Regions from separate parts of the Homo sapiens genome. Here regions 2 and 3 are each linked to region 1. A link is a contact called in ENCODE Hi-C data. All regions are on one chromosome and are shown on one strand. Each heading gives the region's core, a stretch centred on a gene start or an enhancer-like site at or near the end of the contact. The rest is flanking DNA. Distances are from core to core; before and after follow the strand shown. Region 1 has its middle 61 kb from the start of RPRD1B. Region 2 holds the start of MANBAL (mannosidase beta like). Region 3 overlaps PPP1R16B (protein phosphatase 1 regulatory subunit 16B).

Evidence for each region. Hi-C counts contacts between places; a loop is a spot of excess contacts on that map. Pooled maps may share reads with other maps.
Region 2: a loop to region 1 is called in a pooled map, with 4 times the contacts of the local background. The contact joins the promoter of MANBAL here to the enhancer-like site in region 1. A Hi-C loop is called at or near these places in 4 of 37 single-sample maps with no recorded cell type and 4 of 50 pooled maps.
Region 3: a loop to region 1 is called in a pooled map, with 9 times the contacts of the local background. The contact joins two enhancer-like sites. A Hi-C loop is called at or near these places in 6 of 37 single-sample maps with no recorded cell type and 5 of 50 pooled maps.

The regions. Positions count from the first base shown.
Region 1 is chr20:38,092,867-38,096,502 of GRCh38, forward strand. No RefSeq gene overlaps it. Among named protein-coding and RNA genes, the nearest start is that of RPRD1B, 61 kb to the left of the region's middle. RefSeq lists silencers at 41-335, 2,948-3,007. Within about 2 kb of position 1,630, at least 20 of the 41 ENCODE cell types and tissues checked have a DNase peak (open chromatin) inside an H3K27ac peak, as active enhancers do.
Region 2 is chr20:37,288,030-37,291,665 of GRCh38, forward strand. MANBAL (mannosidase beta like) reads left to right here and starts at 1,626. Exons shown (of 3, transcript NM_001003897.2): 1 at 1,626-1,657. RefSeq lists enhancers at 1,414-1,523, 1,596-2,500.
Region 3 is chr20:38,873,854-38,877,489 of GRCh38, forward strand. The region is part of intron 2 of PPP1R16B (protein phosphatase 1 regulatory subunit 16B); the gene reads left to right. Among named protein-coding and RNA genes, the nearest start is that of FAM83D, 51 kb to the right of the region's middle. Within about 2 kb of position 1,743, at least 16 of the 41 ENCODE cell types and tissues checked have a DNase peak (open chromatin) inside an H3K27ac peak, as active enhancers do.

The sequences.
Region 1 (3,636 bases), core at 380-2,879:
CTTTGCTTTGTCCTTTTCACTTGTACATGGAGTGAAAGCATATTGACTGTGTATTGCTGGTTAAAGCTCTCAAAATAACAAAAATGATTTTGAATTAGGTCCTTTTGAAGCAAGTGATATGTTTGGAAGGATCATAAACCTGTCCACTGGGTAATGGCAGCATCTGCCAGAAGAAGTGGGGTTATCTTATGGTGCAAAAACCTCTGTAGTAGGTGTGGTTCATCAAGACTGCAACCCAGATAAGTCCAGTATTAGGAAAATTGAGACTGCATTACCCAAGTTCTGTTAAAATATGAAAGTTGGATGTTACATGTGAATCTCAAGAGACAAGATCTCCTTCTGTGTCCCCAGATTTCATGGTCTAATTTCTTCACTCCTCCCTATAAATAGTAAGTCCATGATTCTTCTGGTTTAATTAGCACTTCAGGCTACAAAATGACTTTGAGGTCTTCAGAGCTGAAGATGGAGCTACCCAAGAGTCCATGAATCTGTCAAAATGCTTATCCTTTGTGACTAGAGCCATTAACTCTCTGTGTCACCTTCCTGGGCAAGGTATTTTCCTCTCTGGGCCTCAGTTTTTTCTTTCTTTTTTTTTTTTTTTTTTTTTTTTTTCTTTTTGAGACAGGATCTAACTCTTGCCCAGGCTGGTGCAACCTTAGCTCACTGCAGCCTCAATCTCCTCGTCTCAAGCTATCCTCCTATCTCAGCCTCTCAAGGAGCTAGGACTACAGGCATCTACCCACGCCTGGCCAATTTTTTTCTTTTCTTGACTTTTTTTAGAGATAGGGACTCACTATGTTGTCTAGGCTTGTCTCGAATTCTTGGGCTCAAGCAATCCTCCCGCCTTGACCTCCCAAAGTGCTAGGATTGTAGGCATGAGCCACCACAGCCAGCCTCAGCTTTCTTACCTGCAAAATGTAGTATTGGACTAAATTATCTCTAGGTTTTCTGCGAGCCCTAAAAGCTACGATTGTTGTGCTGCATAAGAAGCATATGGGACTGAAGTCTGAGAACTCTGGATGGTATATCCTGGGCACGCAGTACTATTTGTTAGAGAAATGAATAGTATCACCATTGTGCTGTGTATACATAGGAAACCCTGGAGACCATAGTCTAAAGATCGGGGCACAGGAGACAGTGCCACGACCGGGAAGATGGGAGTAAACACAGTAGTTCACTGCACAAAATTCATATTTGGTTTATTTGGGATCTTTAAGAAAAAGCCATTTGCTAGCATGGTTTCCTCTTTTACTTTCTCCTGGAATAATTCATCTGGCTAAAGCTCATCGCTCACTGCTACCTCTGTAGGATTTTCCATTTAAAAATCATGCTTCCACTCTGAGGCACAGATTCAATTAAGAATCCATTCTCCTGTACAGTAGGTTGGGATTCATACAGCTTTATGTAGTGTTGAAAGCCCAGTGTGTTCACTTTTTTTAGACTCAAATAGTTATTTTGCATTAAAAATTCATTTCTACCATTGGTTTGATAAATATTAAAATTAGCAGGCCATTTATCTAGTATTTTTTGTGAATAAGAGGCAGCTGTGATGAGTGAAAACTCATATCTTCTCATCTCCTCTCACTATGATGACCTTGGGCAAGTCACTCAGCCCTTGGGGACCTCAGCTGCTTCTTACAGGAAATGAGTAGGGTTGATTACGTAACCTCTGAAGTCCTGTGACTAGGTTTTCAGAATATTTCTTCCTACTGAGAATCTTAATAAACTCAGTACCTGAATAATGTACTCCATAGATTTTAAAATACTCACTATACAAATTCTTAGGAAAGAAAGTAGTTACCAACATACTTGTTAATAACTGAGATGTTTGTAAAAAGGGCCTAGTGCTTTGGTACAAATTAGGGACTCAGTGGTGGCTGTTACTATGTTAAATAATGAATGCAGGTATTTATAAACACATGTAACAAGATTAAAATAGATGTCTGCTGGAAGGAGTAATAGAGACCACATGGCTAGACCATCTGCAGCATTTACAACAGAGTGGTCAAAAACCTGTCATCCTCAACCCCCCTCACCCACTTTAAGGGTATGAAAAGAGTCAGGAGTTAAGAGGTAAAGGAAGAGGATTTGGGATGAGAATTATTTGAAAAGGGCCATTGGTGTGTTTGGCATCTCCCTAGTGGGAGCAGTGGGTGCCACCTACACTTTATCTCAAGATTAGGGGAAAGGGCCTCCATGGAGCTTAGTATGTGTCCCTGATCTGGTGGATTAAACAGACCCCTGCCTGGAAAAGTCTGAAGGATGAGATGCCAGTGCTGGCTAAGTGTTTGATGACGAAGCAAGGGAGAGGCTGGGTGCAGACTCCACTCCTAGAGTTTGTCAGGGCAGAGCATGCATGTAGAAGAACTGGCCTGCATCCTGGGGTGATAGAGCCTGGGCAAGAGGCCCGGGGTTTCAAGGAGGCGAACTTCAGACTCACAGTGCTGAGGAAGGAGTAGAGCAAAGAGCCAGGGAGAAACCCTCACCCCAAGAGACCCCAGGTGATGGGAGATGAGGATGGGAGACTGGGGGAAGGGAGGGGAGGAACCACTCCAAGGAGCATCTGAGGAGCCCATGGGGGAAGGAAGCTGTTAAACTTTGTTAAACTTTTGCCCAGCAGCGCCCAGTCACCACCACCAGACCTTAAGGACTGTCTCTTGCTGCTGCTTCACTCCCACTGCTGTGTCCCTGGAAGGGTCAGAAACGGTAAACAAGGGAGGCCTCCCTTCCCGGATGCTGGCCTCCCTTCCCAGATGCTGGCCTCTCGCCCCCAGCAGACCCAGAGAGGTCACCTTCACATGATAGGCTATTTTGATTGTAACATGGGCTTGCACATTTACATCTCTGAAATGAGACTGTTTTTACACTTTAAGTGTGACTACAGGAATTTTTTTAAATAAAAATGACTAGAGAAGTTATGGAGGCCTGGGTTTTTCTTTGAGAGTTACAGGATACATTAGCCCCACAAATTGGATTTCAAGGGACATAGGAGACAAAGTTGCTTTGCGATTGCAGTTCCCCAATCCTGCCTGTGTACTATGGTGGTTACACACACATGATTCATTTTAGGACCTTTAATTCTTGGTTCCCCTTTCCATTTTTGTTACTTAAAAAGTTCATTTTCACAACCTCAGTTTGTTCATTAAATTGTGAATTCATAATCCTATGTATATGTGAACATATTTTTCAAAATTGTGGTAAAATACATATAACATAAATTTACTATTTTAGCCGGGCACGATGGCTCACACCTGTAATCCCAGCACTTTGGGAGGCCGAGGAGGGTGGATCACCTGAGGTCAGGAGTTCAAGACCAGCCTGGCCAACATGGTGAAACCCCATCTCTAATAAAAAAAAAACAAAAATATTAGCCAGGCGTGGTGGTGTGTGCCTGTAGTCCCAGCTACTCAGGAGTCTGAGGCAGGAGAATCACTTGAACCTGGGAGACAGAGGTTGCAGTGACCCGAGATCGCGCCACTGCACTCCAGCCTGGGTGACAAGAGTGAAACTCTGTCTCAAAAAAAAAAAAAAAAAAAAAAAAAAAAATATATATATATATATATATATAAAACTATTTTAAAGTGTACAATTCAGTGGCATTTAGCACATCTGTGATGTTGTGCAGCCGTCACCATG
Region 2 (3,636 bases), core at 376-2,875, 800 kb before region 1:
AGGAGCTTAAAACAATAACATTTAGTATTTCACAATTTCTGTGAGGCAGGCATTCAAGTGGCATTGCAAGGTATTTCTGGCTCAAGGTTGCTCTTGAGTTTACACTGAAGATTTTGGCCAGGCCACAGTCATTTGAAAGCTTGACTAGGACTGCTGGAGCCACTTGGCTCATACACATGGCTGGCAAGTTGGAGCTGGTTGTTGGCAGGCAGCTCAGTTACTCCCCATGCGAGCCTCTCCATAGGACTGCTTGAGTGTCTTCACAACATGGATTCCCCATGAGCAATCAAGACAGAGGAAAGAGGAAGTTGCAATGTCTTTTATGACTTTATCTTGGAACTCGTGCTCCAAGATTTCCGCAATATCCTATGGGTTATACAGGTCAGTCTTATTCTTGGTGGGAGGTGACTACAGAGGGGTATGGATATCAGGAGCCAAGAATCGTCAGGGTTTATGGTGGAGGCTGGTTATCACACTCTCATCTAGGTTTCTTTTTCTCCTACTACTTGCCCCCCACCCCTTCTTAATCATGGAACACTGTTCTTTGCCTTCAAAAAACTTATCCTGTTATATGATTACACATTCATTTAATTAGTCTGTCTCCCTCCAACGGACTGTAAGCACCACAAGGGCAGAGACTGTATGTGTCTGCTTTAGCACTGTGTCCTCAGTTACAAGGACAAAGCATAGAGTACGCGCTCAGTGAATGCTTTTTGAATGAATTATAATGATTTGCTTCTGTCTGAATTACAAGAGGTGTTTCTGTTTGTCTCCTCTCTGCATTGTAGGCTCCTAGCTCAGGACCTGGCATAAAATTAAGGAAATGAACGTGAGAAACACTTTTGAAATAGTGACAACACATCCAGATGAACATTTTGCAGGACAGCTACACACCCGTTTTAGCTCACCAGCTACCAGTTGTGACTGTGCTCTGCTCTGGGAGATGGCTTAGCTTTGCATAGGACAAAATTCTAATCTAGTTTCGCGCAGTTCTTACGAATTTGTTACAATGAGACGGGCCAAGCTATACAGCCCATTGCGATGAATAAGTAACTTTTTTTTTTTTTTTTTTTTTTTTTTGAGGAAGAGTCTCATTCTGTCGCCCAGGCTGGAGTGCAGTGGCGCGATCTCGGCTCACTGCAACTTCTGCCTCCCGGGATTCAAGAGATTCTCTTGCCTCAGCCTCCCAAGCAGCTGGGATTACAGGCGCCCGCCACCACGCCCGGCTAATTTTTGTATTTTTGGTAGAGACGGGGTTTCACCATGTTGACCAGGCTGGTCTCGAACTCCTGACCTCAAGTGATCCGTCCGCCTCGGCCTCCCAAAGTGCTGGGATTACAGGCGTGAGCCACCGTGCCCAGCCCCGAGAAGTAATTTCTTTTGTTTTCTTTTTAATTAAACAAAAATGTTGCTGAAACGAGCTGAGTGATATAGGAGCTTAAAGAATTGACAAGCTCTAGATTTCATTTCCCCAAACCTCTTTGTCCAGCTCGAACCCACAGAACAGGGACAAAAGTCGACAAAACCCAGCGGTGCCTCACCCAGAAACCTGGCAACGCGGGCGGAACAGAGCCGGTTGGTTGCTCAGTGCGCGTCACTTCCGGGACTCAGGGTCGCAGGGAACTACTTCCGGGGGAGCGGCGCGGCGGCGCGGGAGGTGAGTGCCGCAGCTTTGCGGTGGGGTGGGAACCGAGAGAGAGCCGTCCTCGGTGCGGTGGCCTGGCTTTCCCGGCCGGCCTGTCTCCAGCGGCGCCGCTTGGTGGGCCCGGCTGTCGCTCCGCTCAGGGCCTGAATACGTTCCCTCGGCGGTTGTTCGAAAGTTACTTCCGGAGGGGAATTTGAGCCCCCCGGGAGGCGGAGGGCCTCGCCTGGGGCAGCCCTGCGCTTTCGTGCGGAGGCTGGGCCAGAACCCAGGGCTCCTCATGGCCTGGTCCGGGCCTTTCCTCCCACGGGTGGAGCAGTAGGAGAACCCTGAGCTCCAGAGTGAATCTGGCCAGGGTTCGAATCCGTATGGCTCTCTTACCGTGGGCAAGTCACGGTTCCTCTCTGGCCCTCAGTTTCGTCTTCTAAAATGGACATACACGCTTGTACTGCGGGGTAAACCGAGGTGGTGAATGTAAAGCCCTTAGTAGGTGCACAGTCCATGTTTGTTGTACGAATTCTAAGAGAAGCGAGAAATGAATATGAGAAACATTTTTAAAATGGTGACAACACATTTAGATTAATAATTATATTTTGCAGGGCATCTGCACACCAGTTTCAGCCCACCGGCTACCAGTGTGACTTTGCCCAGAGAGGTGGCTTAGCTTTGCATTCTAATCTAGTTTTGCGTGGTTCTTAGGAATTTGTTTTAATGGGACGGGCCAGGCTGTACAACCCATTGCCATAAAGCGGTAACTTCTTTTTCTTTCCTTTTTTTTTTTTTAAAGCCATTCTATTTATTTATTTAGAGACGGAGTCTCTCTCTCGTCCACGCTGAAGGGCAGTGGCGGGATCTTGGCTCACTGCAACCTCCGCTTCTTGGGTTCAAGCGATTCTCCTGCCTCAGCTTTCCGAATAGCTGGGATTACAGACGTGTGCCACCACGCCCGGCTAATTTTTGTATCTTTAGTAAAGACAGGGTTTCACCATGTTGGCCAGGCTGGTCTCAAACTCCCGACCTCAGGTGATCCACCCGCCTCGGCCTCCCAGAGTGTTGGGATTATAGGCGGGAGCCACCACACCCGGCTTTTTTTTCTTTTTAATTAAAAAAAAGTTGAAATAGAGATGGAGTCTCACTATGTTTTCCTGCCTGGTCTTGAACTCCTGGAGGCAAGATATCCTTCCTCCTGGACCTCCCAAAGTGTTTGGGATTACTGGCAAGAGCCACTGTGCCTGGCCTAAAACAGTAACTTCTGACACTGGTTTCTATTCCCCAGTCTGTTTTCAGCTGAATTTTCACAATAGAATTTAAAGTTACTTCATTAGAAGCCAAGAATGGCCTACCAGCACAGTACACAACATTGGGAGATGAAGGCCTGTGGCAGTCGTGAAATCTGAGTTTTTCAGTCTTAAGAGAAGATTTAGTATTTGCTAAGTCTTGAGAGCTATACTTGTCTCAGTGGTTTTTTATTTATTTGTTTTGAAATGTTGACCCATTCTTTTTTTCCCCAATAACCTTTTTGTTTTAGAATAATTTTAGATTTACAAAGTTATCGCAAAGATACTTCAGTGAGTGCCCATATAGCCCACGTTTCCCCTATTACTAATATCTGAAATGTCACAATTACTGAACCAATATTGATACATTATTATTAACTCTAATCTGTACTTTATTCACATTTCCTTAGTTTTTCCCTAATGTCCTTTTTCTGTCCTGGTATTATCCAGGGCACCCTATTACATTTAGTCATCATATCTCTTTAGGCTCATCATCTCTGTGATCGTTTCTCAGACTTCCCTTGTTTTAGATGAACTTGAGGGTTTTGAAGATAGTACTGACTGGTCAGATATTTTGCAGAAGGACCTTTAATTAGGATTTGCCTGTTTTTGACATGAGTAAGATCAGGGTAATGGGTTTTTGGGGAGGAGGACCACTGATAGGGTTCGGCTGTGTCCCCACCCAAATCTCATCTTGAATTGTAGCTCCCATAATCC
Region 3 (3,636 bases), core at 493-2,992, 780 kb after region 1:
AGGTAGCTGGGATTACAGGCATGTGCCACCACACTCGGCTAATTTTTGTATTTTTAGTAGAGACAGGGTTTCACCATGTTGGCCAGGATGGTCTCAAACTCCTAACCTCAGGTTATCTGCCCGCCTCGGCCTCCCAAAGTTCTGGGATTACAGGCATGAGCCACCGTGCCTGGCCAGCTGAAACATCTTTTATGACCCAGACTCACAAGGCACACTCCATCCTATTGGTGACACATTAGCCCTGTTCACTGGGGGAGGGAACTGGACAAGAAGGTGAATCCTAGGAGGCTGGGGTACTTGGGTGGCATCTTGGAGACTGACCACAATGCCCAAACTGCCCTTTGGCCTTATCTTGTAGTCAGTCCACAGATCTCCAAAGATAACTGTATCTGGTGCTGCTATTTGTTGTCTTGGAGCTTGAAGACTGGGCCCTACATTCCTGAGGGGTGCCTGCTGGAGCCAGGAGGTGGGGTAGGGGAGAGCCAGCTAGTAGCTAAACACTTTACTCATTCCAGACACTATGGTCAGCACTTTATAATCTAATTCTCAGACAACCTTATGAGATTATAGTCCCCATTCTACAGATGGGGAAACTGAGGCTCAGATAGAGGAGATGACACATCTGAGATCAAACCACTGGGAAATGGTGGGGTCTGAATTCTGAACCACTACACGTGTGTCTTCATACCAGGTGCAATGCTTAGGTAGACTGCATATTCCCCAACAGTGTGCTTTGATGGCTTCTCTCCAGGGTGGAAGTGGTTGGAGCAAAGGTCAGACTGGCCCTTTCATCCCTTGGGCTCAGAGCCTGGCACTAGGCTTGCTGGCAGAAGAGGAAACAGGAAGGCTTTGGGCTGCATGCAGATCCCCAACTCTTAAAACCTGGGGTCAAGTTTGGCTCTCTCATACATTCTCATGGTGGAGCAAGCATGGGTCAAGTGTGGGGGTATTGGAGCCTCTTACCAGCTGAGTAGATTGGGGCAAGTTAATTAAACTCACTGTGCCTCAGTATCCCCAACTGTAAAATAGGAGCTCATTAGAGCCTGCCTCACATTTGCCTTGGGCTGTTGTAAGCATTAAATGAGATCATTTCCTACACATGCTAGACTCAGGGCTGGGCAACAGCAAGTGCTCAGTAAACATGAGCTCTTCTTATCGCAGGCTTGTTAGATGCTGATATGCATCTGCTGTCTGTTCCCACATCTGGCTGAGCTGTGAGGATACGAGGGTTGAAGACCATGGCATTTTTGTCTATTGCTGGGAGCATCAGCAAATGATCCATCCTGCAGGTCCGAGAGCTCAGGACATTTTCAGCAAATGGCTCCCAAGTCCCATACATCACTCTACCTACATCCTGTCCTGGTCCTCTCTGAGCCAGGAACAGAGGGTTCCAGAAGCCCTGGAAAACTTGCAGCTTGCTCCCCTCCGGGCCCAGCCAGCTACTCTCTAGCTGTTCCTGTCTGATAAGAGAGTGGATTTTTCCATTTCCTGCAGCAGAAATGCTCCTGTTTCCTCTCTGCCCACCCAGCTGCCCTGGTTTCTGCTGCTGCACGGGCAGAAGATGGGTATCTGGAAGTCACAGGAGATTGTGCAGCATGCAGGGAGAGTAGCAGGACAGGGCCCCCCAGGCAGGTGGGGCTGCAAGGCAGTCAGCATACCTTGCAGGAGCCAGACTTCTCTGTTTTGTTTTGACATGGGAACCGAGTCTGTATCAGAAATGACAAAATCAAACACCCGCAAACAAAACCCCCCAGCGAAGCAAACAGGAAGCAGGGTCTGGATAAAAATACCATCCTTTTTGCAGCTGCAGCCTCCACCATGCAGGTTTCAGAAGGTCACGCTCTTGACAGGAAATGTGGCTGCTTTCAGAGGGGAGAGGTGGCTGAGTTGGGGCCGGGGGTAGAGACAGTGGGGACAGCCAGAAGCAACAGCAGGCTCTCGGGGGAGGTTCGTGCACCTTTCACTTCTTGACAGGTGAAGGAACTGGGCCCGATCTGTCTGTTCCCTTCCTGGCCACGATCCCAGGGTTCACCTTGGACTTATATTTGTTTCTTCCTCTCCTACCAGGGACCAGGAGACTTTTATTGTGAGGGTGAAATGAGACTGTGGTTTTGAACTTTTTTTTTTTTTTTTTTTTGAGATGGAGTTTCGCTCTTGTTGCCCAGGCTGGAGTGCAATGGTGGGATCTTAACTCACTGCAACTCCGCCTCCCGGGTTCGGGCGATTCTCCTGCTTCAGCCTCCCAAGTAGCTGGGATTACAGGTGCCTACCACCATGCCCAGCTAAATTTTTGTATTTTTGGTAGAGACAGGTTTCACCATGTTGGCCAGGCTGGTCTCGAACTCCTGACCTCAGGTGATCTGCCCGCCTTGGCCTCCCAAAGTGCTTGGATTACAAGCATGAGCCACCACTCTCAGCCATTGAACATATTTTGTTAGCTGAAAAGCATTACCCTGAGGATCAGCAAAGTTTTTCTGCAAAGGGCTAGATAAGAAATATTTTCGGCTGTGTGGCCATATGGTCTCTGTCTAACTCCTCAGCTGTGCTGCTGGAGCCTCAAAACAGCCATAGGCAATGCATAACAAGGGAGCGTGTGTTCCAATTAGTTTTTGGACACTGATATGCCACTTTCATGTAATGTTCATGTATTGCCAAATATTACTCTTCTTTGATTTTTTTCAACCATTAAAAAAAAAATAGAAGCCATTCTCAGCTTGCAAGCAGTATAAAATTAAGCCAGATTTGGTTTGTAGACCACAGTGTGCCAACCCCTGCACTCTCCAAACAAAATGGTTTGTATTATTGTTGCTATTTAACTTCCTACTCAATACAGGAATCCCAGCTTTAGCACTTCCTTCATGGGGTCAGCCAGGTTGAGACTTTGTTTCTGCACTAGCTACTTTGAGCAGAAATAGAGTTCTTACCACTTGGCTATCATTCTGCGGAAGGTTTTTGTTTTTTAGTGAAATTGAGAAGTTCTGATTATAAAGGTAGTACATATGGATTTTAAAATGCTTGGGAAATACTGGCAAACACAAAATAAAAATCCCTGATAAATCATAGCTACTGTATTTTTTTTCCAATGAAAAGTGTGTGGATGTATGGAAAGCATTTTTTTCCTTTCCAGTTGAGATTCCATTGAATGTAAAGTTTTGACTCTTTGTTTTTCCATTCTATGTTATATATCAAGCATTTTCCCATGTCATTAGAAATTCCTCAAAGATACCAGCTGCAGAATATTCCATTATATGGATGTTTCATAATTTACCAAATCAACCTCCAATTGTTTAGGCATTTGGGTTGCTTCCAGGATTTCTCACTTATAAACAATATGCATATAAACAATGCTGCTGTGAACATCCTTGTTCGTAAATCTTTGTCTGCCCTCTGATCTTTTCTTTAGGGAGAATGTGTGCTGAAAATTCCTAGGAAAACTGTGCTTCTGACTTATATACTAACTTTTTTTTTTTTTTGAGTTGGAGTCTCGCTCTTGTTGCCCACGCTGGAGTGCAATGGTGCGACCTCGGCCCACTGCAACCTCCACCTCCCAGGTTCAAGCAATTCTCCACCTCAGCCTCCTGAGTAGCTGGGATTACAGGCACCCACCACCACGCCCGGCTAATTTTTTTTGTATTT